7 separate regions of the Mus musculus genome follow, and all the other regions are linked to region 2. A link is a loop called in an ENCODE intact Hi-C map of the cell type or tissue named here. Cell type or tissue: heart. All regions are shown on one strand. Region 1 overlaps Ak6 (adenylate kinase 6). Region 2 overlaps Mrps27 (mitochondrial ribosomal protein S27). Region 3 overlaps Map1b (microtubule-associated protein 1B). Region 4 has its middle 58 kb from the start of Cartpt. Region 5 holds the start of Mccc2 (methylcrotonoyl-Coenzyme A carboxylase 2 (beta)). Region 6 overlaps Mccc2 (methylcrotonoyl-Coenzyme A carboxylase 2 (beta)). Region 7 holds the start of Bdp1 (B double prime 1, subunit of RNA polymerase III transcription initiation factor IIIB).

Region 1 (4,000 bases), 1.3 Mb after region 2:
GCCACTTCTAAGTGTGCCCGGGACACCTGGTTTATTTGGTGCTGGGGCTAAAACCCAGGGCTTGCTACTTTGTATCTGCCACCTGAGACGCCAGCCTCGTGTGAGAATCCTGCTCGGTCTGCAGTATCTCCCACCTGCCTTTTGATACTATTGTTCACTGATGTTAGAAGAGGATGAGAGAGAAGAGAATGGCAAGGTTGGATCAGAATGTTGGTGGGAGCCTTTAGGAAGGAGAGTCTGTGCTGTTGTAGCTTGCTTAGGACACTTGAGTTCCTTTTTGCTCCTCTCACTGAGTCCTGGGCTTAACAGGCATCTGCTGCCCAGCTCAGCCTTTGTACTTGGTTCTCTCATGAGCTGGTCTTCAGCTTTATGTGTAGCCATTCTTCCCCTTTCTCCTCCATTCAGTGAACCCAGTGTTCTTCTCTCAGGGATTTTGTGCATATTTAGTTTCCTCAAATCATAAAACTTTGCGTGGGAAATTGATTTAATGTTTTGAACTTTCAGTCATTTGATCAAATGAAGCTTTTTGATCTTTGCTGTATTAAGATCATATGTACAGCCAGTCAGTGGTGGCACAAGCCTTTAAGCCCAGCACTTGGGAGGCAGAGACAGGTGGATTTCTGAATTCAAGGCCAGCCTGGTCTACAGAGTGAGTTTCAGGACAGCCAGGGCTACACAGAGAAACCCTGTCTCGAAAAACCAAAAGAAGAAGAAAAAAATGTCCTTTGTTAGCCAGGTGGTGGTGGTACACACTTTTAATCCCAGCACTTTGGAAGCAGAGGCTGGTGGATCTGAGTTCAAGGTCTTTCAAGACAGGAAGGGCTACTCAGAGAAACCCTGTCTCGGAGGAGGAATTAAAAACCAAAATAAAACAAAACAAAAAACTCCCTGTCATATATATTTTATATATACTTTGTAGACGAAAGAGATGTCTCAGCAGGTAAAATCAAACAAGTGTGAAGACTCACATGTGTTTTGATCTCTACATATTCTCCTAAACATACCATGTACAGACAATAATTATAAAATATATAGCCGTGTGTGGTGGCACACGCTTTTAATCCCAGCACTCGGGAGGCAGAGGAGGCAGATTTCTGAGTTTGAGGCCAGCCTGGTCTACAAAGTGAGTTCCAGGACAGCCAGGGCTATACAGAGAAACTCTGTCTCAAAAAACAAACAAACAAACAAAAAAATTAGGGGGCTGGAGAGATGGCTCAGTGGTTAGAGCACTGACTGCTCTTCCGAAGGCCCTGAGTTCGATTCCCAACAACCACATGGTTGCTCACAACCATCTGTAATGGGATCTGATGCCCTCTTCTGGTGTGTCTGAAGACAGTGACAGTGTACTCATACATGTTAACTAAATAATCTTTTTAAAAAATTATAACCTTCCTTCTACATCAAAGGAGGCTGGAGAGCTGGCTCAGCAGCTAATGTTTGGTCCTCAGCCCTTACACACAGCTCAGAACTGTTCATAACAGAGTTCCAGAGGATCCATTGGCCCTTTGGGCTTCTGGACCCAGGATCCATGTGGTTCACAGGTACATGGAGGCGAACAGAAACACACATTAAATAAACCTTTAAAGAAAAAATATGTAGAACAAACGTTGCAAGAAATTAGACTCTAATTCTAAAGGTTAATTTTACTACATCTAATTTTTCGACAGCATATAATTTTTAAGTAAAAAAATGCTTATGTGTATGGGTGTCTTGTCTGTATGCCAGGATTGAAGGTCTTTTACGTCATAAGTGGCTGTTTTAGATTTAAAATAGTAGTGAAGCTGGGCTGGAGAGAGAGCTTAGGGGTTGGGAGCATTGGCTGCTCTTCCAGAAGTCCTAAATCAGTTTCCAGCAACCACATGGTGGCTCACAACCATCTGTGAGTTCTGGTGCCCTCTTGTGGCCTGCAGGTGTAAATGCAGATAGCGTACTCACAGATAAATCTTTAAGAAATGATAATACAGATTTGTTCTTATTATTTTTAAGTGTGTGTGTGTGTGTGTGTACTTGTGAGTACCCACAGAAGGCAGAGATATGTGGCCCCCCTGAAGTTAGAGTTACGGGCAGTTGTAAGCTGCCCATGTGGGTGCTGGAAACAGTTCTGGTCTGCAGGAGCTAAACAGGCCATTTACCAACATGCCTTCTCTTCAGCCCCATAGACTTATGTTCCATACTCTGACACTGTGAGTCTGTGAAACTTTTAGGAGTTAGGGCCTGGCTGGCCGAGGTGCTGGGGGCTCTCCTTAATGGTTATTGCCTGCCTTCTACTTCCTGCCAGTCACCATGTAAAGCAGTGGCAGCTGCAAGCTCCCCACTCCAGACTGCCTCACCTTCCCTGCCTCCAAGAGGGCAGACACCTCCTGAAAGCATGAGTCAGGTATTTTTAGTACGGTTGCCACATGTATGCCTGATGCCAGCAGATGTCAGACCCCTTGGAACTGGAGTTACGGACAGTTCTGAGTCGCCATGTAAGCTCTGGGAACTGAACCCAGGTCCTCTGAAAGAACAAGTGCCTTTAACTGATGACCTATCTCTCAGGCCTCTGCCTTTTATAATAAAGCCATTGAGGTTGGGGATTTAGCTCGGTGGTAGAGCGCTTGCCTAGCAAGTGTAAGGCCCGGGTTTGGTCCTCAGCTCTGAAAAAAAAAAAGACAAAATAACAATAAAATAAAGCTATTTAACTTTCTTTAAAATTTGACTATATATGATATTGAACTCAGGGCCTTTTGAGTGCTAGCCAAGTGCTCTACCACTGAGCTGTATCCCCAAATCCAAGACCATCGACCTTTTGAGAGGAATGACTTGAGGATTCTGGGAAGTGAAGAGACTGACTCCTCTTCCCCTTAAGAAAGGGTGAGATCAGGAAGTGGTATTTACTTCCAGAAGCAAGAACCTGAGATTGCTTGGAGTGAGTGTGTATGTATGTATATTTGTATGTGTATGTGTTTGCGTGTGTTTTTTTAAAGATTTATTTTATGTATATGAATGCTCTATCTGCATGTGCACCTGCATGCCAGAAGAGGCCAGAAGATCTCATTACAGATGGTTGTGAGCCGTCATGCGGTTGCATTGAAATTGAATTTAGGACCTCTGGAAGGGCAGCCAGTGCTCTTAAACTGCTGAGCTACCTTATAGCCCCCAATTTTAAAATCTTTTTTTTAAAAGATTTATGTATACAAATACACTATAGCTGTCTTCAGCAGACCAGAAGAGAGTGTCCAATCCCATTACAGATGGTTGTGAGCCACCATGTGGTTGCTGGGAATTGAACTCAGAACCTCTGGAAGAGCAGTTAGTGCTCTTAACTGTTGGGCCATCTCTCCAGTCCCCAAGTTTATATTCTTGACCTTAAGTTGGAGCCCAATCTTGTTTTTGTTGTTATTTAGTTTTTGTGGCTTTGTTTTGTTTTGTTTGTTGTTGTTTTGTTGAGACATGGTCTCTGTGTAGTCCTGGCTGTCCTGGAACTCACTGTGTGGACCAGGCTGGCTTCTAACTCAGAAATCTTCCTGCATTTGCTTCTTAGCATGCTGGGATTGAGGCCCAACAGTGATATGTGTGAGAGTGTTTATATTTGTCTGTCTATATGTTCCCTTTTCCTACCAATCAATAACAACAACAACAACAAAATGTTATTTTCTTCCACTAATAGCTCTGATATTGGCTCCCCTCCCCTGCTCTTTAAAGACTTTGATACTTAAATTTTTCAGAGAAAGGCTGGAGAGCTGACTCTTAAGAATGCATACTGCTCTTGCAGAGAAGAAAGTTCAGTTCCTAGCACCCAGAGGTGGCTCACAACTGTGTAATGACTCCAGTTCCTAATGGTTCTGGCCTCTGCAGGCACACACACTCAGAGGCACATAACTACACATGAACAGATACGTAACTAAAAGTAAATCTTTTAGCTAGGTGGGGAGGCTCAGGTCTTTAATCCCAGTATTCAAGAGGACTGGGTAGGGGGATCTCTTGAGTCCAGTGCTACCCAGAGATATAGTGAGATCCT
Region 2 (4,000 bases):
GCCTAAGCATATACAAACCATCACACTTTATGATTTGATTCCAGTTTTGCCTCCCCATCAGACTGCCCTGTGATGACATGACCCTGCCTGGGTATCTGATGCGGACACAGCTGGCGCCTCTGTCTCCACTCTGCATGTCAGCTCTGATCTCCCAGGCACATGCATCTCAGTTCTCAGCTGCAGCACTGGCCGGTTTTCTTGACCAGTAGGGAGACCTTTAACATAGCCACGATTTCCTGCTGCTTCTCAAGTTTCCCCTTAGATTTTTTTTTTTCCATCTGTGCTTCTGGCCCGAGGCAGTCTGTGCTGTAAAGATTGCAGAGCGGTGATTCTCCACCTCCACCACCCCTTCATACTTACTAGTTGGCACCACCGTTCCCCTTAGGCAGCAGACCTCGTTTCCTTTTATCTGTGATCATACATTATGTTGACATTTGTTGATTGGTGGGATTTTTTTCCCACTGGCTCATTGCTGTCATTATTTGGAGTCCAGCATCCCAGGCTGCCTGGCTAATATAAATGCTTCCAGTTATTTTCCATGTTCTCTTTCTCACCATTTGCTTGCTTTCTCACTTAACAGTGTGTTCTAGGCTTAGTAGCTCCCTAGCCTGGACTCAGCCCTCCTTGGGAACTCTTGTTCCTTTTAGTGGTCACTGAGTGGGAGTAGAAACAGGAGCCGGATGTTAGATGCTCTTGACTCTTACCCAGCACCTCTGAGCCCCCTTCATCTGCATGGAGCTTTCCCTGGCCTTGCTGTGCTCTCCATCCCGTGGTTAGAGCTTGGTTCCACAGAGGCAGGGTTCTGTCGGGAGTCACAGCATTGCATGTGATACAACTTCTCTGCCTTCTATCAGAAAGTGCCAGTTATCCAGTCATAGGTGAGAGTCACAGATAATCTACACATACGTAAAGATGCCCTTCAAATTCTGTTATTCTCCCCTTAGAAGCCATGTGCTAGGACAATCCAATAGTAATATAGCAAAGATTGTTCTCATGTGCCATACGTGAATTACCCATAGTGCTGTGAACATATACATAAAGGAAGGATGCATTCTGGGAAAGTTTATTGTTAAAAATTTTCCTAGGTGTGGAGGTATAGTTAGATTATTTACATGGACACAAGTCTAGAGGTCTTTGCCCTGGTTACACGAATAAACACATTGTCAAATGTACGTGTCAACTTGACACAGCTGGAGTTATCACAGAGAAAGGAGCTTCAGTTGAGGAAATGCCTCCATGAGATCCAACTGTACATTTTCTCAATTAGTGATCGAGGGGGAAAGGCCCCTTGTGGGTGGGACCATCTCTGGGCTGGTAGCCTTGGTTCTATAAGAGAGCAGGTTGAGCAAGCCAGGGGAAGCAAGCCAGTAAAGAACATTCCTCCATGGCCTCAGCATCAGCTCCTGCTTTCTGTCCTGCTTGAGTTCCAGTCCTGACTTCCTTGGTGATGAACAACAGTATGGAAGTATAAGCTGAATAAACCCTTTCTTCCCCAAGTGCTTCTTGGTCATGATGTTTATGCAGGAATAGAAACCCTGACTAAGACACCAAAGAATATGATGATAATCTGTGACTGGTAAATATCATGGGGAGCCTATTGTCTCTTCTCTGTTAAGACCAATGCTTGAGTAAATTAACCATTTACTGAACACATCGAGTCATTGCTGCCCCTCTGCCTCCAGTGAGAACTGGTTTCCTACTCTGTCTCCTCTCGTGCCTTCCCTGAGTAGCACGATATGAATTCTGCATCTGGGTGTGTGTCCCAATGCTACCACTTTCAGCTGTCGCTGTCCATGTCTATAGCTATAAATCAGGGATGGGTGATGTCTGCTCTAGTTCCTAAACATTCATCCTAGAAATATGCAGAGTGAATGAGTCCCTGGGTCCCTTGTGTATGTCCCTGTGTATGTTTGATGTGAAGTAAAGTTTGGAATTCAGACTGCCCGGAACTTTTCCATTGTGTAACAGGAAGTAACTGCTACCGCCTCTGTTTCATAGATGCACATTTTTGTGTATGGCATGACTGCGTTGGTAAGGGTTGAGCTCTGATTCTGAGCAGGGAGACTGCTGACTGCTCCAGGTGTTCCTGTGGCTGCATTTCCGTGGGTCGGACAGTAGATGGCAGTGTGGTCCTTGCGAGAAACACCCTTCCATCTGCGCTGGGGCGCAGGCCTATCGGGAAATGTGCGCTCATGTGGAGCGTCGTGATTGGACATCGCGCTGGGAGGGCCGTGAGGTGCTTGGGTCGGGTTCGCTGATTGGAGGAAGGAGGAGGGCCGATATGAGGCATTTGCTCCTGTGGTCCCCATTGGTGCCGCTGCGGGTGTGGCGTCCTTGGTTCCGCCCGCCGTCCCTGGGGAGGGCTGTTTCAAGGGTGCCTAGAGTCCTTGAACATTAAAATGCTACCCCCTATTTTCTTGAAAGCTACTTGTTGCATTGCTTTTGTGCGTTCAAAAAGATGCACAGATCATATGCAGTGAGTTACCAGAAAGTTAGCACACCTGCATAGGAGCTGGAGCATTCTAAACGCGTTGGAGACCGGGATGTGCCTAGCTTTCTTCAGACAGCCGAAATTCTGATTTGCAACACCAGAGGCTGCTTCATAAAAGCACTTTAGCACTTTACACGAGAAAGTGTAAAGCAGGAAAGTAGAGACTGCTGTAAAGAACCCCAGCACCCGCCATCTGCTTTCAGCTGTTATCAGCTTATGTCTGCTCCTCTTCCTAATCCTTTGGACTGTTTTGAAGCTCTCTCTCTCTCTCTCTCTGTGTGTTGTATATTTCAAAAAGATAAGATGTTTTTAAAGCCATTGTTATATATAAAGTAGTCGCATAAATATATGAAATAACCAGCTTCTGCCATTTTTGTTTTTTGAGACCAGGTCACACCTTGTAACCATTGCTAGTCAGGAGGGCCTTGAGCTCAGAGATCCACCTACCTCTGCCTCCCAAGCGCTGGGATTGAGTGTGTGCACCACCACGCCTGCCGGGTTTCTGGTATTTCTTATACACATATTTTTAATGCTCTAAATCTAATGCTCATATTTTTAATGCTCTAATCGAACAAGGACCCAACCGAATCACACAAATACAGTTGTACTTTCTTTTGACTCTTTAATAAATTTTTTTTTTGGGTATAAACATGGGGGTAAAGCAGATTCAACAGTTATTAGTTCGATTTCATCTATAGCCTATACCCCTCCATCAGACTGCTTTTTAAGTCAGTCTATCATCCAATCATTTTATAGCAATTTTGATATGGACCTCCAAAAGATGGCAATTTTTAAAGTAAGCTATAATGCCATCCTTAAACATTGCATGTTCACATTTTGTCATGTCTTAAATATGTTTTCTTCACTTACAGAGGACTTGCATGTCACACTCACATGTCACACTCGAGCAGACACCTTTTGTAGAGCATCTCACACTCTTGATTTGCAGGTTTCGTCTTTCTGCTGGTACTGGATGTGTCTGGTTTTCCATCTGTCCTAGCTGTAAAAAATAATTTGATGATTATTTTGTTTTTGTTTTGTTTTTTGTTTTTCGAGACAGGGTTTCTCTGTATAGCCCTGGCTGTCCTGGAACTCACTTTGTAGAGCAGGCTGGCCTCCAACTTAGAAATCCGCCTGCCTCTGCCTCCCAAGTGCTGGGATTAAAGGCGTGCGCCACCATGCCCGGCTCAGGGCTTGTTTTGCTTGTTGTTATTAATATGGTTTTTACCATGATAGATGGTCTAGCTGGACTTATTTTTGATCAATTTGTTTGTGGTTAGTCTTATCCCTTGTTTTTTGCTGTTGTTAATGTTGTTGCTTTTATTTTTGTTTGCCATGGGTTGGAAGAGTCAGTATTGTTAGGAGGTCCACACAACCCAACTCTGGAGACAATACAGCCCGGAATCTCATAGTTTTTCCTACAGATCTAGGGAGGTCAGTATGTCATTCCTTTCATGGGCCAACTGCTGTCCTTTTCCATAGTTACTGCAGATTTAGTCCCTGACGCTC
Region 3 (4,000 bases), 160 kb after region 2:
TTGAGTATTTCTTGTAAATATCTGAATGGTCAGCCTATAATCCTATGATTCTGTTTGGAAAACGACACTAGAAGGTAACTTGAACCTAGGATAGACGTATAAACCAGAGAAGCAGCTAAACGGAAAATGCTAAGAGGCTTTTTAGAGAAAAGATTTCCCAGCTTTCCTTTGACCTAGCCTTTGGTTTGCTTCTCTTTTTACAAAGCCAGTAACTTAATATTCGTCTTATATTCGTGTTTAATGAAAATGATATCTCACATGGACAGCACATCACTTCAGAGCATTGGCAATAATTAAAAAAAAAAAGAAAGAAAAAGAAAAATAAACAACCTCAAGTCTTGGATAACATCTTAGAATAGAAGCAAATAGTTATCTATAAGAATTTATTTCTAAATCTAAAAGCTAGAAATTACTTTTAAAAGCAAGCTTTTAGGGAAGATTTACAACAAAGCATTGATTTAATGACCTTCCATTTAGGGACTGACTCGCTTGGATTTCAGCTAGGATCACAGAGCCCTTAGTGGTAACACCAATTAGGCAGAACAAGCAAAAATCCATCTGCCTCCTGATTTTGGAAGTGTGAAGATGAATATAATAAATGTAACACATTCTAGCGTCTCTTTATCTCCTACCATATATGGTTTTCACTTCTTTTTCTTTGCTAGAAGAAAATGAAAATGAAATCCCAAAGCCTTTCTGGGTTCTTTATTTTCTTGCCTACAATTTTGGAGAGAACATTTTCACTAAGGAGGCATCAGACTATTACAATGTAACCAGCTTAACTCACACCTAAAGACTCAAGGCAGTGGATAGCACACTTATCTATCTTCTCATAAGCACATCTTGCTTATATCTAATGTCACCTAGAGAGACAGTTAGTTGCCCTCTAATCATAATTGAAAGCATCAGACTGACACTTAACATTCATTAGATGACTTTGGCTTCTTTAGAAAGAATGGCACGAACTGATGAAAACTCAATTGTACCATGTTTTAAATTTCAGTGTGACCGGTATTGTTGTATAGAGTCTAAATATTAAAATATACCCAGATGCCAGCATTTTGGTAAGAATAAGGCTATCAGGCTACCTCCACATTGGGGACAATTAGGGAAGGACAGATGAATCAGTTGGTGGTGTCCACTGTAGTTTGGGATCAAGTCCTATAGAACTGCATCAGTGTAGCTCGAACAGTGCAAGTGAACACTATTGTTTGAAGCTCTGGAGAAGAAATGATCAACCCTGATTTTGTGCTTTTCAAAAACAGCTGAGCATTTTTCTTCCTTGGTCTCCAGAAGCACTTAGCATCCATGTAGGGTGTTTCGGGCCTGTTGATTTGCTTCGGTATCTACCATCCCTCTACAGGGGTCTAGATTTATTTATTTATTTATTTATTTATTTATTTATTTATTGCCTTTCTGGAGTGCTCTTGGGTAATCAATCAGATGGCCAATATGCCAGACTCCAGGGTCTCCAGCTACATAGTGCCTCAGTCTGGATGGGAAAGGAAGAGGGAATAAGAAAGGCTAACAGCTGAGAGAAATGGTTTCCCCAGCCCTCAGGGAGCTGACCAGCCGAGCTTGAGCCCCATGGAGCAGCTTCTTCTTGCCTCAAGCAACATAGCCTGCAGGCAACAATAGCAGTGGCACCATAGTGACCTCTGGAGGAGGCCCAGCTGGGATCTGCCAGCTGAAGCAGCAGTGCGCCCCGCCAAGGAAACAGAGCCTGACTGCCCTGTTGCTAAGTCATCTCAGACTGTTTGAAAAGCCGGGGAAGCAGAGTTTTCACTTATCCTTGAAAACCCGGGCAGTGTGAGCTGCATCGGGAGACCCGGGGACCCAGGAGAGCACTCTCTAGAGGATCAGCAACATCTGTTACTACCCTGGAGGAAATGGCTCTGCTCACACACTTGGTTGATTCTTAATGAGATCGATACAACCATTTCAGAAATCTATTCCAAAAAAAAAAAAAAAAAAAAAAAAAAAAAAAGGAAAGAAAGAAAAAAAACCTGACCAAATTAGGGAATTAAAAATCAAAAAAAGCATGGTGATTGCAAAATGAACATTAGGATTGGTGGGTGGGGTGACTTCTGAGATTCTTGTAAATGGCTGTTTCTTAGCTGGACAACACAGGTGTCTTCACTTTGTGAAAATTCAGTGAACTGTTCTCTGCGGTTTGTGCTTTTCCCTCTCTCTCTCTCAAATATTCTTCCTTCCTTCCTTTCTTCCTTTCCTCCTTCCCTCCTTCTTTCCCTTTCTTTCCTACTTTCTGCTGTTAAGAAGACAAATCTGGATTTAGGACTAAATGCTAGTAAAGCCAGGACATAACGCACAGAATTCCTTGGCTGCATCTATTTTCTCCTCCAACAGAAAGAGGCTTGAATAAAGCCTGGAACGGATCGCATAAGGAATGATCAAACCCGGTAACAAAGCGGGAAGATAAACGTGGTTGCAAGGCGATGGCTGAGCCTCCTCCCTGTACCAAGAGGTGCCCACAAGTAGATGACTTGTTCAAAGACAAGGTCAGAAGACTGCCTGCTGAATCTGTGATGTTAGCCTGCTGGCACTCCTATCTAGACCGGGTCACACAAGTAGTGACACTGCAGTAGCCGTTCTCCTGGCACAGCTTTGCTCCGTGACCTTGAGTCTGTCCCTCACTCTTCCTCCCTCATGTCTGTTCTCAAGCTCTAAAAATGGGCGTGATGATTCCTCTCCTGGCACCACAATGGGTGATTCTGAACATTCTGGAGATGAAAAAGCACTTCTTAATGGATTGTTTCCAGAAATATTAAGTAAAAAAAAAAAAAAAAGATTTAAAAACACCTAGCCATTAATTCCCACAATAGCCACACCCAAAGTCAGTACTTGTGAGTTTTTCCAAGGAGAAAAACGTGGAAATAAACGAAGTTTGAGAAACAGATCAAAAGCCCGTAATCTGAAAATGAAGGATGATTACTGAGACATTCAGAAAAAGCATTCCACTTTTGAAATCTCTTATTCTTGATCTTCCCCTCATGAAAAATCACGACAGGCTTTCTGATCACTTTTTTTTCCTTTTAAGCTGAAAGGGAAAATCCGTGCTTTAAAGTTAAACAAAAGAACCGGGTCTGCAACTCCAGTCCCCACCCTGAAGCCTTTTGTTCTGGGGACAAGTGGGCATTTCCAAATGCAGAGGCAGGTGACAAGCTTTTGTTTATTTATTTATTCATCTAAACCAAAATCATTTCATCCATCTTTTATTGGCATGATAGGGAGAAGGAAAGGAGGGCTACGTGAACGCCCTTTGTCCGCCTCGGGCTGCCGTAGAGACCGCAGTGCGGACTGCACCACGCCCACCAGCCGGTGTCTCCTAGCAGAAACGTTTCAGCACCACCCCAAGAGAATAGAGCGCTCAGGCTGGAGCTGCACACGGACCCGGGGACTTCTGCCAGGGATGAAGTGAAGGGAGGGATGCGAGGGGGGCGGAATAAAGCAGAGGCTAGAGCTGCCACCGGGGAGTCGGGAGCGCAACAAAACCGCTCACAGCCAAAGGTGGGCGCAAGGCCCCCTGACAGCGCGAGGCTCGGGCAGAGCCAGCATCGTGCCAGCCGGGGGCGCCGCAGTGCGGGGGCAGGTGCGGCTGTCCAGCGCGGGCACTGCGGCAGACCGGGTGGGGCTGAAGGGCGGGCCGATGGTTGCCCGCCCAAGGCTGTGCCCTCCCGGACCCTCCCAGCCCCGCCCAGGGTTCCCCGGGAACCGCTATTCCGCTACCGCAGAGCCCGTTCCTGGTGCGCGCAGCAGCGCAGGAGCTGACCCTCCCCTGCCACCTCCTCCTCCCATTCAAGCTATGGCTCCTGAAGCTAAGACTTTTCAAAGAAGCCCACCCACGCAACCTGGGGTCCCATTGTCCTTTCTGAAAGCTGCAGCCAGGACCTCAGGGGCAAGAGCGAGGCTGGGCTTCGTCTAGAAACAGAGCGCAGACGGGTTCCATGCCTGTATCCTCGGGGGCTGGGGGGGAGGGGGG
Region 4 (4,000 bases), 490 kb after region 2:
AACGTTAGGAGGCTGGTTTGCTTAATTGCTGTGGGTATGGACACTGGAGGGGAATGCAAAGCAGCCCAGAGCAGAAAGGCCTGGTGCTAAAGCTAAGTAAGTGTGAGGGCTAAAGCTATGTTTAAAATTTAAATTACTGTGCTTAAGAGGTCTTTGAAACAAAAATGCCTCTACCCTGTAAGTCCCATTTGTCCAAGGAGATAGACCTGTAATTCCCACTTGCCCAAAGACAACTCCCTAGAATGCTGGAGGCTGTTGTTCATGTAAGATGCCAGCCATACGGTTTTACATTCGTAAACAAGGTTGGTTGCCCCAGCCGTACAGGATGTGCAGGATCGCATGTAGGTGGGTGGTACATAGACAGGAAGTACATCAGATGTATGCTTGCCCCTGATTGGACGAAGTTAGGAAGTATGCAGCCTTATGGGGTTGCCTTCATAAGCACCAGGTTAATTAATTCGCAACCATTCTCTGGGGATCCCAGATATGTGCCTGGTCTGTGCCCATTGTTCTGGCCAATATATAATGAAGCTTGCTACAAATTTTGTAAAAATAAATAAATAAATAATGAAAAATAAAACAATTGTGGTAGAGGTTTTATTATTACCCTAAGGGGTTAACAATAATGAGTTCAGATGGGGAGGCCTTGAAGTCTTAAGAACATGTGCCTGAGAATGTCAGCTTAGTCCCCACTGTAGGGCTGGGACCTTAGCAAGATTCCAAGTGACTGGGACCCAGAATGGATGATATAAATGCTCCGTCCTCAGTAAAGACAGCTTAGGCTCCTTTGCAGTTGGGGAGTAATTTCATTTTGGAAATTACTACACTAAGGCAGAGAAAAATGACTAAAGAGAGAAGCTCAAAAACCAGAGAGAGTCTCAGGCATTTCCGGAACAAACCGAGAAACAGACCCTGCCTTTGACCCTCCCGAAGTCAGCGAGCTGCTTCTGGCCAAAGACTCCTAGTCTGGTTGCCTATTGGAGCCACACAACGGTACTGTGCTCCTGGCCCTGAGCATACCTTTCAAACTTGTTAGTCTATGTTTGAATGCCACTGCTATAGCTACCATTATTGACAGGTGCCACCAATGCTAAATAAACACCAGTTAATTGAATTTCCTAGAAGTTTGCTAAGGCAGAACAGAGCAAATAGTGGGATATGGGAGGTCAGACGCTTAGCTGAAGACTTGTGTCTTGTCCTAACATTCATGTCAACGCTGCTTTCGGGAATACCAGATCTCTCTGTAAGAATGTGTTTATCTTGGGAAAGCACAAGCCATGGCCAGTATGACTTTGTTGCTGCTGCAGTTTGGAGACCTTTTGCCTCTTAACCGTCTCAGGATCAGCAGACATGACTGTGAGCAGTGTGCACAGTGTGGAAGATTCAAAGCCATTGCACATGTCTGGGTAATCTTCCTCAATGTCATATGCCATAGAAGGTGATGTTGTGACAAAGAAGAAATCATCCACAGCAAATGAATACTTCTGTTCCCCAGACAGCCTTCCCAGAAGCAGCCATGTTCCTGATATTGTTTGTTTAATGTCTAGCAATACCCTGGCTCATATCACAGTGGATTTAATTACTTGGGCATACACAGTTATCCACACAGATAAGAGAATGTGTTTATTTGGGTGGGGTTGGAGAGAGATGGAAGGATCCAAGATGCAAGCATCAATACCACTGTGGCGACATAATTCTCTGTTTAAAATGTTTGAGGGATTTTATGGTCTTTCCTTCCAATTCAGAATTAGTACAATCACAGCCCTCTTGGCTGCTAGGAGGAGGAAGGGAGCCACAGCAGAGCTCGGCGGCACCGAGGGATGAGCAGGCTGCTGCTGCCCTACAGTGGGAATTGTCGAAACGGCAGCCAGAGAAGACAATTCGCCAGCTGCCAGCCAGGGAGGAAACAGAAAATATTTACTGTCTACAATTCCTGTTTCCAATTCTCTCTCATTAACCGCAGAACTGTCAGTAAGTGTGGGAAGCCCTCTACTCTCCCAGTTGTGCTGTGCAATATAAAGTATACTGCGGAAATGCCTTTTTTTTTTTTTTAGTGACTTCATATTTTTTAGTTATTTGTTTAATTTTATGTATATGAGTACACTGTTCCTCTCTGCAGACACATCAGAAGAGGGCATTGGATCCCATCGCAGATGGTTGTGAGCCACCATGTGGTTGCTGGGAATTGGACTCAGGACCTCTAGAAGAGCGGTCAGTGCTCTTAACCACTGAGCCATCTCTCCAGCCCAAGGAAATTATTTTTTAAGGGATAAATATTTCACTTTGCCATTTCATCTCATTTTCTGGGTTGTTTGTTTTTGTGGGATTTATAAGGTTACTCACTAGAAGTCAAATCTACAGACAGCTCCTGTTTGTCTTGTTTATATTGTTTGTTTATTCTTGTGGTCTTAGAGATGGAAGCCGGTACAGTGCTAGGTCGCATCCACAGAGTCAGAAATACATTTTTCTGTAATAGAAAATTAGTATGCCAAATCCCAAGGAATTACTGTTGCTTTGGGGTGTGACGCTATCGGTCTGGGACAATTTTTGTTCTTTCAGAATCTCTTCCGCGCCTTTCCTCGTATTAAGCTAAACATTGATTTTTTTTTTTTAGGCAGAATTCTTTCACACACCCTATTAATAGTTATTACTAAACAAATGGAGATATTTGTTTAAGCACAAGTTTGGTCCTTAGCTTTATTATTGTTTACGTGTATAGGTCTCCCCATCTCTGTCTCTATCTTTGCCTATCTCTGCCTGTCTCTCTGTCTCTCTCTGTCTCTGTCTCTCTGTCTCTGTCTCTCTGTCTCTCATGTGTGTGCATGTGCACGTGTGTACACATGCTTGTGGTGCTCTCAGAGACCAAAGGAGGGAACCAGGTGCCCTGGATGCTCCAGTCTCCCATGGTTGGGAGCTGTCTGAAATGGGTTCTGGGAACCAAACTCCAGTCCTTCACAAGAACAATACATGCTCTTAACTATGGAGTCATCTCTCCGGCTCCACAAATGGGTTTTTAACCTGAATGTTCAATAATCTAATAGTGGACTTCACAAATTTATACAATAACACTTAACAGTGGACTAGTCAGTCAGCTTTTGGGGGAAACAAATCAACCAGGAAAGCTGAAATATCAAGTAAAAATGCAATGAAATCTGGAAAACCTGAATTTATAAAGTCTCTATTACAACTTTGCAGAGAGCCTTTTGGGTTTGAGAAAAGACCACCCTGGTAAGGGTAAGACTGCTTTATAAAGAGTTTAAAACAGTAAACCAGAGATAGAAGGACATTTTCCTAATCCACAAAGGGCATATATAAGAAAAAAAATCCTTGGCCAGTATCATATTAAATATCAAAAACGTTTATGATAATGAAAAATTAGGAAAGCTTTAATATGCATCAGGAACTCTGTGGATAAAATCTGGTGTGAGTAACCAATGAAATACTAAATCGTAGTTGAAATTAATGAGCTGAGCAGATCTACATGGGCAGTGCTTAAAGATGCTCTTAATGAAGAGATCCAGCTACACAGTATGAGCCAATCATGTAAAACTTCAGAGACTCACAGTACACTGGATGCTGCCCAGAGAGTCACGCCTCTGGGGCGAGCAGGGGTGGTGTTTAAAGACCTTTACCTATAGGTGTAATATTTTATTGGGGAGAGGCAAAAAACATATTAAGTATGACCAACTATTAAACATGTGTGGGGGACATGCATGTGGACCTGCTCGTGTGTATGCAGATTCCTGTGTGTGTGGAGAACAGAGGCCAATGTCAGGTGTCTCACTGTCACTTTTCTGCATGTATTTCTGAGATAGAGTCTCTCATTGACTCTGTAGCTCACTGATTCTGCAAGGCTAACTGGTGAGCAAACTCCAGGGATCCCCCAGTTCCTGCATCCCCAGTACCAGGATTAAAGGATGTGCCACCAATCCTGGCTTTGTATATGGATGCCAAGGTCTAGACTCAGATCTTCACCCTTACATGACAGTCCTTTGCCAAC
Region 5 (4,000 bases), 660 kb after region 2:
AGTCTTAAAATGAGATAGTTACACCACACACACACACACACACACACACACACACACACACACACACGCACGCTTAGGGAACATCATGTAAGAGGGAGTGGAAATACTGGAAGAGCCAAAGGCTGGGGAGGAGAGCTGTCCTCTGGATGTGACATAGCTATTGTGCTCATGAATTCACTGCAGTTGTGGCTACCTAAACAAGACCCGCACAAGACCAAGCCAACGATCAGTCAACATTGTAGCAATTAGCAACAATAGGACTCAGCTAGTTTTTAAGGTGGTATTAAAAGGTATTAGAAGGATATGGGAAGGTAGGTGGGAGGGAGGGACACATTGGGAAGTGTCTAGGGAGACTGGGAAGGGGAACTGGGAACAGATAACATCGAGATACACCAGCTGGGCGTGGTAGCACACGCCTTAAACCACAGAAGCAGAGGCAGGTGATGACCATGCTCAGCTTGGTCTACAGAGCTGATCTACAAAGCCAGGACAGCCAGGGCTACTCAGGAAAATAAAAATCCCTGCCTCAAAACAGACAAAAAGATACACTGTATTTCTGTATGAAACTGTCAAAACTAAACAAGATAGTCCTAAAAATAATAAAATAGCTATGTTCAAGGAAATGGTTGGAACTAGAGATCATCACAGTAGGGAGGCAGGGAAACAAATACCACATTTTCTCTCACATGCAGAATCTAGGTTAGATGTACAATTTAGGGACATGAAAGTATAAGGACTACTTGGAAAGAGAAAAGGAGACAGCAAAAGAGTGGAGAGGAGATAAGAGAGTCATGTATGTACATATAGTGAAGTGTATTTATTACTTTGTACAATTAGTATATAGTAGTTGTATTTTGTTGTAGTGGTGGTGGTAGTTTTTTTGAGAAGTTATTTTGTAACTTTGGCTGTCCAGGAACTGGCTTTGTTGATCAAGGTGGACCGAACCTCACAAAGATCCACCTGCTTCTGCTCTGTGTGCTCTAGGTGCCTTCAGCCCTTCAGGGCTAGGACACCTCTTACCACACAGCCGCACAGCTATCTGATTTCTAGTTAACGTTTCCCAGCCCCAAATGACTTTCATTCCTACACATCCAGGCCAAATACTTAAAATACCGCACAAACAACTTAGTGCTTAACTAAGTTAACTTCTTCCCTGGCAAATAACTGCTGGTTCTATGAATAATTCAGACGTTATCTGTAGAGGCCATGAAACAGATTTAAATGTTCCAGCTTTGATACTTCACAAATTATGAGTTGCTTCTTTGGCCAGGGGAAGCCACTCAGTCCCAAGAAAAGCTATGTAAAGACATTGTGAGCTGTGTATTGTTAATATAACTATTAAGCGGAAGAGTGTAAACTATCGTGCTATGGTAGTTCCTAAAGGTGGCTGCCACAAGACCGCTAAAGAATATACCCAGCCATGCAAACACGAGGACCACAACTTCGTGATTACAAAGTTGCCAAACCGGTCTCGGGCATTTGTAAGTTGTCCAAGCGACAATGCTTTGTGGGGTTTTGAGAACCACTGATTTGAGTGACACAAAATGCCAGTACCAGTCCTAAAAGTGAACTAAAATCTCACTGGAACGACTTCCTTCTGCAAACTTCACAGGACCCTACTGAGTCCCAGAATGACGCCTGAAGCTGCAAAGGAAAGAACAGCAGAGATCCAAGCATGCCCACCCTCTGGCCTCCGATGACTCCGGGGCAGGAAGGCGAACAGGCCTCCAGGACGCTCGCTCAACCTACCTGGTAGGTGGAGGAGGCCGAGTCAGGCTGGGTGCCCAGTCGGGCCACTGAGTCCCCGTGATAGGCACGCTGCGGGGGTACAGCAGCCCGACAGCACGGTCGCAGAGCTGACCTCAGCGCGCCCCACATGGCGATGGCAAACACCCAAAAGAGAAAGAGAGCGGCCCTGCAGCTCGGTTCTGCAGCTCCTGGGGGCTGCTCCTCCAGAGTCCTTGCAGCACCAGCCCTGGTCCATCAGCTCCCAGGCCAGCCCCGCACACGTGCCATCGCAGACCACCTCCAATTGGTCGGCGCTGCGCGCCACGCCTCTCTACTCCGCCAATGAGGCGCAGAAGAGCAGCTGCGCGAGTCCAGGTTCCATCGCGAGCCCAGGAACACTGGGCCGAGTAGAGCGAACAGATAAGTGGCTGCTGTCCTGCCGAAGCGTTTGTCACAAGCATGCACCCGCCTCTAGCCCATGTACTGCAGAGCTTCAGCACACCTGATCATTTTTAGAATGTGACAGATTGTAGACATCAGTACTGGGATCTTCACACCAATAAGGATTAAAAACACTCTGCGAAGTGCCTTAGTGTTGTTTTGTTTTGTTTTGACTCGCACACTTTATTGAATGCTTACGTGTTACTACAGCATGAGCAAAGTAAAAGCGCCAGGAGCATCAGAAAGATGAACAGGCTAAGGAGAGGGTCGGCTGTGCCCTAGGAGGAAAGATGCTGTAGGAGAATAGCACCCGAATAAAAGCCAGATTGGGTAGAAACACATAACTAAGATGGGAGCCAGGCTTGGTCGCTCTGTCTCCCTTGGGGACCATAGACTCTACCACTCTGCAGCTTCAAGAAAGAAGCCCGACCCACAGAAAACTATGGTAAACCAATTGATAGAAGGCTTGTCAAAGTTTCTGTAGCTTACTAAGTGAAGAGTCCACAGACTACTAAGTGAAGAATTTAGAGGCTAGGGTGGGCAACAAAATGAGACATTGTCTGAAACCAACTGTTTTAACATGAATCTTGAAGACAATGTCATCATACAAATAGTGTTGGGCTGAGTGGTAGAACGCTTGCCTAGAATGCAAAAGGCTCTAGGTGTGTGTGTGTGTGCGCGCGCGCACATGCACACAGAGGAGAGAGAGAGTAGGTGAAACATGCCTACTATATTAAATGGTGCTAATTTAGAAGGAGTGGCACTTTGTGTGTACAGACGTGGGTACGGTGTGTGTACAGAAGCACACATGGACACATGGAAGCTGGAGAATGTCAGTATCAAGCCATTACTCTGCCTTATTCCTTTGAAACCAAGTCTCTCACTGAACTTGCAGCGAGGTGTGCAGCTAGAAACCTCTGATCCTTCTGCCCCTGCTCAACCCAGTGCTTTTACCCACTGAGCCCTCCCTAGCTCCAGAAATGGCCAGCTTTTTTAAAATCTAAGAAAAACGAAGGCCTAAGTCAAATCAAAGTGAGTTCACCATGACATAAGCATTCTATCTTGCTACAAGCCGACCCCAAATAAGATCTTGTAATGTGGAAAATAACTTAAAGATTCACATGGCATCCAAGAAATGTAAAAGAAAACAAACCAAAGCAGAGCATTTGAGCTGAACGAAACATTTATTCCTGGCAACGAGGCTAAAAGAAAATAATTTCCTAGCAACTCCAGCACTCAAAAGGTCAATTAAGAGGATCAGCAGCTCAACCTTAGCCCGGGCTACACAGTGAGTGTGCAGGCAGTGTGGACTAAGCAAAAGTGCCCAAAATGTTTCCTCTGCTTTTCACTTAGTTAAAACTGTTTACCTTTGACCCTCCTACCGGTCCCGAGAGTTCCCACTGCTATCCAGGTGCCTCTCAAATTCATGGCTTATTCCTTAAATATATACACGGGTGGGAATAACTACACGACGCGGGCTGCTGAGTCTGTGTAATGGTGCCCATGTTTGTAGGCTAGGCTGAATACTTGGGATTGAAGTGTTAGGGTGTTAAAGTGTACTTGTAATGATGTGTATGCCCGAGGGACTGTACACACATATGCACCTGAGTGCAGTTGCCCAGAGGCCAGGAAAAAGGCCCTTACAGCTGAGGTCTTTTACAAACTGCCCACATCACCTGACCCATGCTTGTGAGAGGGTGGCTTAAGAGCATAGAGACACGTAGCTGAGGAGAGAAGTCAAAATTGTTTTTTTTATTCCTGAGACTAAAGCTTCAATTTCTTTCCTTATATAGAAAACAAAGCTTGTGTGTAGGGGAGGAAGGAACAAACT
Region 6 (4,000 bases), 650 kb after region 2:
TGACAGACAGACAGACAGACAGACAGACAGGCAGGCAGGCAGGCAGCACTTACCTAGTCTCACATACTGGGCTCGCTCATGAAGTTGACTCACTAAAGCTTTCATCTGCTCATAGTTCTCCTGAAACAGAAGCACAGAGGGAGGTGCACGCTATACGTCATTATCCTTTAACCAAAGTTAAGAGTCAGTAAACACATTGAGGGGACAGGAAAGACGGTCAGCTGTTTAGAGCGCCTATGTGTTCAGTTCTCAGCACCCACGGGGCAGCTCACAACAACCTGTAACTCCGGACTCCCACTTATGGTCTCAGTGGGCTCCTAGGAGCACAGAGCACATAAATGTATTCAGGCACAAACACATACACATAAAAATAGTGTGTAAATATTAAAAAAAAAAATCAAAGGCTGAGAGTGTGGCCAGAGATGAAGCCTACCACAGGGGAAGCCCTGGGTGCAACCTCATGCTGCAAAAAGGGAAAGAAAAATAGTAACCTATGCCATCTCTGTGTGACCTCCACTCAAGGCCATTATCACTCCCACCTACATGCCCACTCCAAATTGGCACACTCCATCCTGTAGAAAGATTAACTCCTGCCCATGTGTTCAGCTTTCTTTTAGGAGCACCAGCCCCTCTGACCCACTTCTTCAAGGCTGAGCCCTGTTTCTAAGTCTTAACCATGTTTCTTTCATTATAGTGCTTATCCTGGCCACTCCTTTCTCATTTAGATACCTACTACATTTAACTGATATATGCTTGCTCCCACCATCATACACACACACACACACACACACACACACACACACACAATTTTTTTTTGTTTTTGTTTTTGAAACAATGCTTCTTAGTGTATCCCTGGCTAGCCTGGAACTTGCTATGTACAACAGGCTAGCCTGGAACTCAGAGATCAACCTGCCTGTCTAACAAGTGCAGTGATTAAAGGCATGTGCCACCAGGGAGGGTGTTTTGTTGTTGTAGCTGTTATTGTTTGGGTGGGGAGAGAAGCATCTCACTTAGCCCAGGCTAGCCTAAACTCATTATGTAACTTGAGAATTACCTTGAATTTTGGACCCTGAGGCATCTACCTACCAACCAACTGTAAGAATTATGGGTGTGTACCACCACAGCCTCTGTTTTGACAACACACTTTTTAAAGGATCAGAGGTTGCCTGGCTGTCTTCTTAACCATCTATGTTGTCCCAAACGATCATCAGTCACTACCCTGAGATTCTAACCAATGCAGGACATTCCACTGTTGATAAGGATGCTTAAACTAATCAACTTATCCCTGGGGAGGGAGGGATGAGTGGGTGAGAGGAAGGAGAAACTGGGCAGAGGCAGATTAAACAGGAGAATATACAGTTTAAGGTCATCCTCAGCCGGGCGTGGTGGCGCACACCTTTAATCCCAGCACTTGGGAGGCAAAGGCAGGCGGATCTCTGAGTTCAAGGCCAGCCTGGTCTACAGAGTGAGTTCCAGGACAGCCAGGGCTACACATAGAATCCCTGTCTTGAAAAACCAAAAAAAAAAAAAAAGTCATTCTCAACTACACAGTCAGTTTGAAGCCAACCTGAGTATATGAGAGTCCATGTCAAAAAAAAAAAAAAAAAAAGTAACGATAAGAGCAAAACGATATGCTTGCACAGCTTAGATATCTTCTGGGTGTCCCTCTGCAGCCTAAGAGCCTGCTGGGAACTTAGCTCAGGAAGCTGTCTGGAACACTGCCACCCCACTGGACTCCTACCAGAAGCTCTGCCATTATTAAACCCTGGAGGCAAGGTGGAGCTGCTGCCTGAATGGAGATCCAGAGCGTGTCTGTTCCGCCAGTGGCCAGGAGGTGGCAGGAGAGCTGTGTGACCTGAAATGTGTGATGTCACACACACCTGCCTTTCAGAAGCTTTGAGGAACCATCTAAAAACAAGGGCTGTGTCTGCAACTGTCCAGAACTGTCCTGGACGGCTTTGTCATCTGAGAGAGCCCTGGCACAGAGGCAGGAAAAGCCTGGTGTGCATAAACCAGACAGTGGCAGACAGGGGCTGCAGGAGGTGCAGCCAAAGCCAAAGGCAAGCTCCTTATCTGTCACTGAAACTCACTTCTCTCCTCAAAGATCTCATCATAAGTTCAGGCTGCCCCCTCCACGGTGCAGTTCAGGCACAGATGCAGCAGCCCGACCTCAGTCCCCGGGGAAGCCGACAGTGGGACAGTTCACTCCTCAACGTGCCGATAGGTGGAAAGAGTTGATTTCACTGCAGAGAGGTACACACATACTTTGCTTTAGTTGTGTACCTAAGTTGTATGCTTTAGTTATTTTCATTTGTTTCATTTATTTATTCCCTCTTTCTCTCCCCCTCACTCTCTTTCCATTGTCAGTTTATCACTTTGATGGTAAGTACCTTTATACACTGAAGCACCTTTCTGTAATCTGTGGACCATTCTTATTATTTTATGCTCACCAAAGGGTTAAAACCACCTAATTCATGCTTAAATATTAAAAAAAAAAAACAAAAAAAACAACAACAACAACAAAAAACCCTTAATCCTAAGGTTTCTTTCTCAAGAGGAGAGAGGAACGGTGAAAGGTATGTCAACAGCCATTTATAATTAGATGAGAGAAATAGTTCCGAGTTCTGTAGCACAGTGGAGTGATGACAGATTAAAAACACTGTATTGCATATTTCAAAAAGTGCTAGAATATGGAATTTAATATCTTTCACCACAAAGAAATTATAAATATTAGGATGGATATATGATGGTGCATGCCTATAATCCCAGCATTCTAGAGCCGAAGACAGCCAGTGCTACATAGTAACACTTTGTCCCAAACAAGCAAACTGAAACAATATAAATGCTAGAGATAAGCTACTCTGACAGAACATTTTGTAATAGGTACAGGGATTGAAACATGGTACCCTATGAATAGTGATTTCTGTATCAATTTCAAAAGTTAACTGATGAGAAGGCGGCTTCCTATAAGTGGTAAAAGGCTGTCACTGAGGCAGGTGGCAAGCCTTCTTCAATAACCCAGTGGCTGATAGCCCACTTTCCCTCTCTGCCAACATCAAGAGCACTCTCTGCAGTCCACCCACTCAGAGTTTAAAGAAGCTCTAGAAAGTCTGGAAGCTTCACTCAAACTGTCAACCCTTGTGCCTTCTTAACTTCGGTCAGTGTTAAAAGACACTCTGAAAACATCCACTGCTGGAAAAGATGGACCTTGGGTGTTTCCAAGTTTAAGGTTGAATTCGTCTCCATGTTCAACAAAAGGAACATCACTGCTGATAAAACCCACACACTGAGTATCTTGGTAAGGTGCACGCACACCAGAGAAGAATTCTCTGTTTGCAACTGAAGAGCTGGGCCGGCGAGATGGCTCAGAGGGTAAAGTACTCGCTGACAACCCAAATTCAATCTCCAGTACTACATAGAGGAGAGAAGAAAGAGTCGGCTCCACAAGATTGTCCTCTGCCATACACTTGCCATGGCGCACGTGTGCACGCACACACACACACACACACACACACCAAACATACAGAACACGAGTAAATAAAAATAAATATATATTAAACTTAATAAAGACAAAGGAAAAAAAGGTTTTTTCCAGCCACCACCATATGTATAACATTATTTCTCTAGTAAGCATCCACAGCAGTGGCCCCTCGCCCTCAGAGGCTACGTCCAGAGCCATCCCACAGATACCTAAGACTACAGGCAATTTGTAGGGTAATGTGCCCCTGCAAACGGACGTTAAGACAATCAGAGCAATAAAGTGGAAAATAAATAAATTTTTAAACTTTTTAAATTTAGCATTTCATTTATTCTCTGAGAATATCATATATTATATATGAGGATATCATAAATTATATTATCATATATTATATAATGTACTTTGATCATGTTCATCCCACCTCCATCTACTTCTCCCAGAACCTGCACATGTCTGTCTCCCAACTTACTGTCCTCTTTTTATTTCTAGATAACCCACCCAGTCTAACTGGGGCTCCCTGTA
Region 7 (4,000 bases), 750 kb after region 2:
CTCAAGCATGTCTCAGGACTATGGCCTATGGGAATTTATAAAATATCAATCATTATGCCTTCCTATATAGTTAACAAAATTTTCCAAATTTGGAGCAGTGACCAATACTGGTATTTCTATTCTAAGCAGAAAATTTTCAAACAGATCCAAGTTTAAAAAAAAAAATGTTGAAATCATGGTGCATAATTGGAATGCCAAAATAACACACAGCACAAACTCTGATTAACAGAAGAAATGCTGTTACTATGCAAACATAAATTGTACCATCTCCCTGTCACTTAATGTGATTACTTACTGGCTTTTTCCTCTGTATATTATAAAACACTACAGTCACCATATTAACCCGTCACATATTTAATTTGTACCATCACCTTTCTCCACTGTTTTGTTTTTTGAGACGGGTTCTCACTATGGGGCTGACTGTCCTAAAGCAGGGTGGCCTCTGCCTCCCTATTGCTAGGACTAAAGTTGTGACACCATACTCGGTCTCATCACCTTTTTTTGAAAGTAATCAAATTTTTTTTTTTAGTAAATTTGGGGGAACTATTCTACCATGTGGCATGTAAGGCAGTTTATGTAATCCTATCTGATCTCACAATATTGTCCTAAAGGAGGTACTAACTTGACACCAGGAACAAATTTTCTCTGAGAACAACCTACTTAAACTTGCTAAGCTAAGTAGGAGCGTCCTAAATTCAAATGTGGTATTTGTCACTAAAGCCAGGCGTCTTGATTCAGGAAACGTAGTTACAATAAAGAAGTATGCACTCGAACCAAAATAAGTAACCTAAGCCTCTTCCCTTTGACTCAGGGGCAGGGCGTTTACCTAACACTCCATGAGGCCTTGGGTTCAACCGCATCACCGCGTGGAGGGAGGAAAAAAAATCAGCACTGGTGCTCTCCTTTCAAAAATAAATATCCACAAAATGAAAATCCCAAAGTGCTTTCAGTGTAAAGTACTCCAGGACAATTAATTAAATTTCCAAGTGATGGTGCGTCTACATTCTTGACTTCAAAATCCTTAAGCCTGGATTCCCATCTCTGTAAGATAAGGCAAGACACTGTCTCCTCGGGAATCTTAAGATCGTGACAGAGTCATAGTAGTCGCACCCTCAGATCACGGAATAAAACTACAACTAGAAGTGGTTTCATCCAGCTCAAATCAAAAGCTTGTTGCAGGAGAGGTGCTCCGTGGTAAAAATCCAACAGCTCAGCTTGATAGAAGACCTTACCTGCTCCCGGGAGCCTGTTCCTGGGGTTCTGCTCCCCCGGAATCCACTGCAGGCACATCTGTGGGCTCCGCTGGCTTCGGAGCTGACTCGGTGGCAGGCTCCGGAGGCCTGGGAGCCTCTGGTCCACGCTGGGGATTGGGAGCGGCGGAGCCCCTGGTCCCTACACCAGGCCTGACATTTGGCTTCACGCTAAGGCGTGCCCTGCGGAACATGGCGGAGCCAGGGGGCCGAGAGCGGCGGCTCCGCGGCCGCGCTCAGCCCAGAGCCCCGGCCGCTGCCCGCAGGCTGACACTCTCACCCTCCCACACGTCCACAACCACCAGTCCAGCGCTGGCTACCGCAGTTTTGCGCCCCCTCCGCCTCCTCCGCTCTCCCGCCACCGCCTCCTCTTCATGACCCTGCCACACTAAAAGCTAAGTTTCTCCTCCCCGCGTCCCGGCTCGCGAAAGGCGCCGGAAGCAATGCGTAATCATTCGGCGCCGACGATGACGTCAGACTCCGGGCGCCGGGAGCCATAGCAACTGCAACGCTCTGTAGCTTCGGTTACCTGTAAACCAGAGATTTTTTTTTTTTTTTTTTTTTTTGATTCGAAGACAGATATTCTTTCCTTTGTAAGACCTTGGGAGTTGTTGAAAAGAGAGAGCGGAAGCAGCTGAATCCTCCAGGTCAAACTTTTTTTTTTTTTTTTTTGGGGGGGGGGCCGTTTCGAGACAGGGTTTCTCTGTGTAGCCCTGGCTGTCCTGGAACTCACTCTGTCGACCAGGCTGGCCTCGAACTCAGAAATCTGCCTACCTCTGCCTCCCAAGTGCTGGGATTAAAAGCGTGCGCCACCCCTGCCTGCCCGGCTCAAACTTTTAATTTCTCGCCAGTGGTGCTAGGGTTTGAACCCAGGATCCCTCACAAACCCTGCATTCTCGGCATGCACACTGCCATGGAACGTCCATCCCCAACCTACTTAACTGAATCTTTTATGAACTATTAAGGAGTTTTCGAGAAGAGTCAAAGTGTGCAAGAATGCAGAGCATGGTGGTGCGTGCCTGCAATCCCAGCACTGGAGAAACCGAAATAAAGAGGTCACAAGTTCCGAGCCCTGGACTATCTGACAAGACTTACCTCAAAATTACAATAAGATAAAATAGTATGAGAGTAGTGCCTTAGCACCAGTGCATCCCCAGAGCATAGAACCTGTTTGTTTTAGGGTTTTTGAGACAGGGCCTCTTATAGCTAAGGCTGCCCTTCAACTCTTGATCCTCCTGCCTGCACGGGCTCAATGTTGAGATTACAGGTATGTATAGGCTACCATACCCTGCTAGGAAAAAAAAAAGTTTTAACTATGAGTATGGAGAGAGCGAGTTTGCGGGAGACTGAAAAGTTACAGGTAGTTATCAGACTCCTGATGCTGGTGCTGGGAACCAAAACTAGGACCTACTGGAAGAGCAGGAAATGGATCTACTGAGCCATCTGTCCAACCCCCAACCTCCGCCAAGAAATTTTTAATTGAGTAAAAAAAAAGGTTGAAATTCTGTGTGAGGAAATCGCAAAGAGAAGCCATGAAACACTTCACAGGACATCCACTATATGGGCTTTTGTACACTTTAAAATAAAAACTGTCAAAAATGATTATACTCCACATTTTGCACACGAATGTTGCAAAATTTATTGCTTCCAGAGATATCAACGGAGCAATAAATAAGACATTGTATGTTACAGAGGAGAAAATACAAAATAAATGAACAAGATCAACAAGAATATATTAAATATGATGAGATTTCAAGGGTGATGGAAGAGTCCTGCGGTACTGGCAGTAGGGCAACTTGACAAGGAAAATAGGTATCAGATTGCAAACCAGCCTCTGCTACATGAAACCTTTTCAGAAGAGAGAGAGAGAGAGAGAGAGAGAGAGAGAGAGAGAGAGAGAGAGAGAACAAACACAGGAAACCTGAAGAAGGTGGGAGTGCAGTTTAGTACTGAGCATCAAATAGATGTAGATGCTCACGACATCTCAAAATGCCAGGAGTAATAATAGCACATGCTTGTAATTTCATCACTCCAGAGGCCAAGGCTGAGACAGGGGAACTACATGAGTTTGAAAACAGCCTGTTCTAAATAGCTAGTTCCAAGCCAGCTAAAGTTACAGATCAAGACTTCATTAATAAATAAGTATTTGAGAAATAATACCATGCTAAAGATACCTCAAAGAATCTTGTAGTCACTGCTGGGACATACAGCTTTCTACAGCAAGCTCTTATGCAAGGCCTTTTCATAATCCTGTGTTCTACCTAAAAATCCAAGATGTCACAACTTTGTAGATAAGGAAATCAAAATGATTAAGATTTAATTCCCTACTCGTAAAGGCATAAAGCAAAAAATTTATTTTATGAACATTTTATTGTGTTTTATAGATGTATTTATTTTTATATGTATGAGTAAGTTTACATGCATGCATGTGCACCATGCACGTGCCTGGCAGTGGGGGCCTTAGGACGATGAGAAGACAGCATCAGATTCCCCTGTACTGATGTTATAGATGGTTGTGAGCCACTCTGTAGGTGCTGAATAACAATTGCTCCTTACTGCTGAGTCATCTCTCCAGCTCTTGCAACAAAGTAACTTTTACTTTTACTTAAATACATCACAAGACAGGTGTTACACAAGTTTGTGAAGTAAGTTGTTAGTGTCACCAGTAATTTTAAAATTCTACAATTTGGAGGCTGGTGACATGGTTCAGCAGTTAAGCACTTGCATTCCATCATGAGGACCAGAATTTG

What was found. Peaks named below come from ENCODE experiments on the same cell type or tissue, not always from the same donor. Only the 100,000 strongest peaks of a DNase experiment are listed, where the experiment ranks them.
Region 1: a loop joins it to region 2, with 5 times the contacts of the local background. A loop is called at or near these places in 2 of 42 quality-filtered maps.
Region 3: it touches region 2 in a loop (4-fold over the local background); 5 of 42 quality-filtered maps call a loop at or near these places.
Region 4: it touches region 2 in a loop (6-fold over the local background); 27 of 42 quality-filtered maps call a loop at or near these places.
Region 5: it touches region 2 in a loop (4-fold over the local background); 15 of 42 quality-filtered maps call a loop at or near these places.
Region 6: it touches region 2 in a loop (3-fold over the local background); 15 of 42 quality-filtered maps call a loop at or near these places.
Region 7: it touches region 2 in a loop (3.0-fold over the local background); 6 of 42 quality-filtered maps call a loop at or near these places.

What each region holds. Positions count from the first base shown.
Region 1 is chr13:100,658,190-100,662,189 of GRCm38, forward strand. The region is part of intron 2 of Ak6 (adenylate kinase 6); the gene reads left to right. Among named protein-coding and RNA genes, the nearest start is that of Taf9, 8.8 kb to the left of the region's middle. In heart, a CTCF peak has its summit at 1,900 (motif pointing left); no DNase peak of the experiment used is centred here.
Region 2 is chr13:99,351,109-99,355,108 of GRCm38, forward strand. All of the region lies in intron 2 of Mrps27 (mitochondrial ribosomal protein S27), which reads left to right. Among named protein-coding and RNA genes, the nearest start is that of Mrps27, 8.3 kb to the left of the region's middle. In heart, a CTCF peak has its summit at 2,106 (motif pointing right); a DNase peak (open chromatin) is centred at 2,263; H3K4me3 peaks cover 805 bases; H3K27ac peaks cover 1,484 bases.
Region 3 is chr13:99,511,663-99,515,662 of GRCm38, forward strand. All of the region lies in intron 1 of Map1b (microtubule-associated protein 1B), which reads right to left. Among named protein-coding and RNA genes, the nearest start is that of Map1b, 2.9 kb to the right of the region's middle. In heart, CTCF peaks have their summits at 1,662 (motif pointing left) and 3,564 (motif pointing right); DNase peaks (open chromatin) are centred at 1,689, 3,349 and 3,769; H3K4me3 peaks cover 2,385 bases; H3K27ac peaks cover 2,387 bases.
Region 4 is chr13:99,840,993-99,844,992 of GRCm38, forward strand. No RefSeq gene overlaps it. Among named protein-coding and RNA genes, the nearest start is that of Cartpt, 58 kb to the right of the region's middle. In heart, a CTCF peak has its summit at 1,868; no DNase peak of the experiment used is centred here.
Region 5 is chr13:100,013,637-100,017,636 of GRCm38, forward strand. It overlaps Mccc2 (methylcrotonoyl-Coenzyme A carboxylase 2 (beta)), which reads right to left and starts at 2,003. Exons shown (of 17, transcript NM_030026.2): 1 at 1,750-2,003. The coding sequence starts at 1,878. In heart, no CTCF peak of the experiment used is centred here; a DNase peak (open chromatin) is centred at 2,055; H3K4me3 peaks cover 1,944 bases; H3K27ac peaks cover 1,224 bases.
Region 6 is chr13:100,000,197-100,004,196 of GRCm38, forward strand. Mccc2 (methylcrotonoyl-Coenzyme A carboxylase 2 (beta)) reads right to left here. Exons shown (of 17, transcript NM_030026.2): 2 at 54-120. Among named protein-coding and RNA genes, the nearest start is that of Mccc2, 13 kb to the right of the region's middle. In heart, a CTCF peak has its summit at 1,823 (motif pointing right); a DNase peak (open chromatin) is centred at 1,765.
Region 7 is chr13:100,102,395-100,106,394 of GRCm38, forward strand. Bdp1 (B double prime 1, subunit of RNA polymerase III transcription initiation factor IIIB) reads right to left here and starts at 1,676. Exons shown (of 39, transcript NM_001081061.1): 1 at 1,233-1,676. The coding sequence starts at 1,444. In heart, no CTCF peak of the experiment used is centred here; a DNase peak (open chromatin) is centred at 1,687; H3K4me3 peaks cover 2,272 bases; H3K27ac peaks cover 879 bases.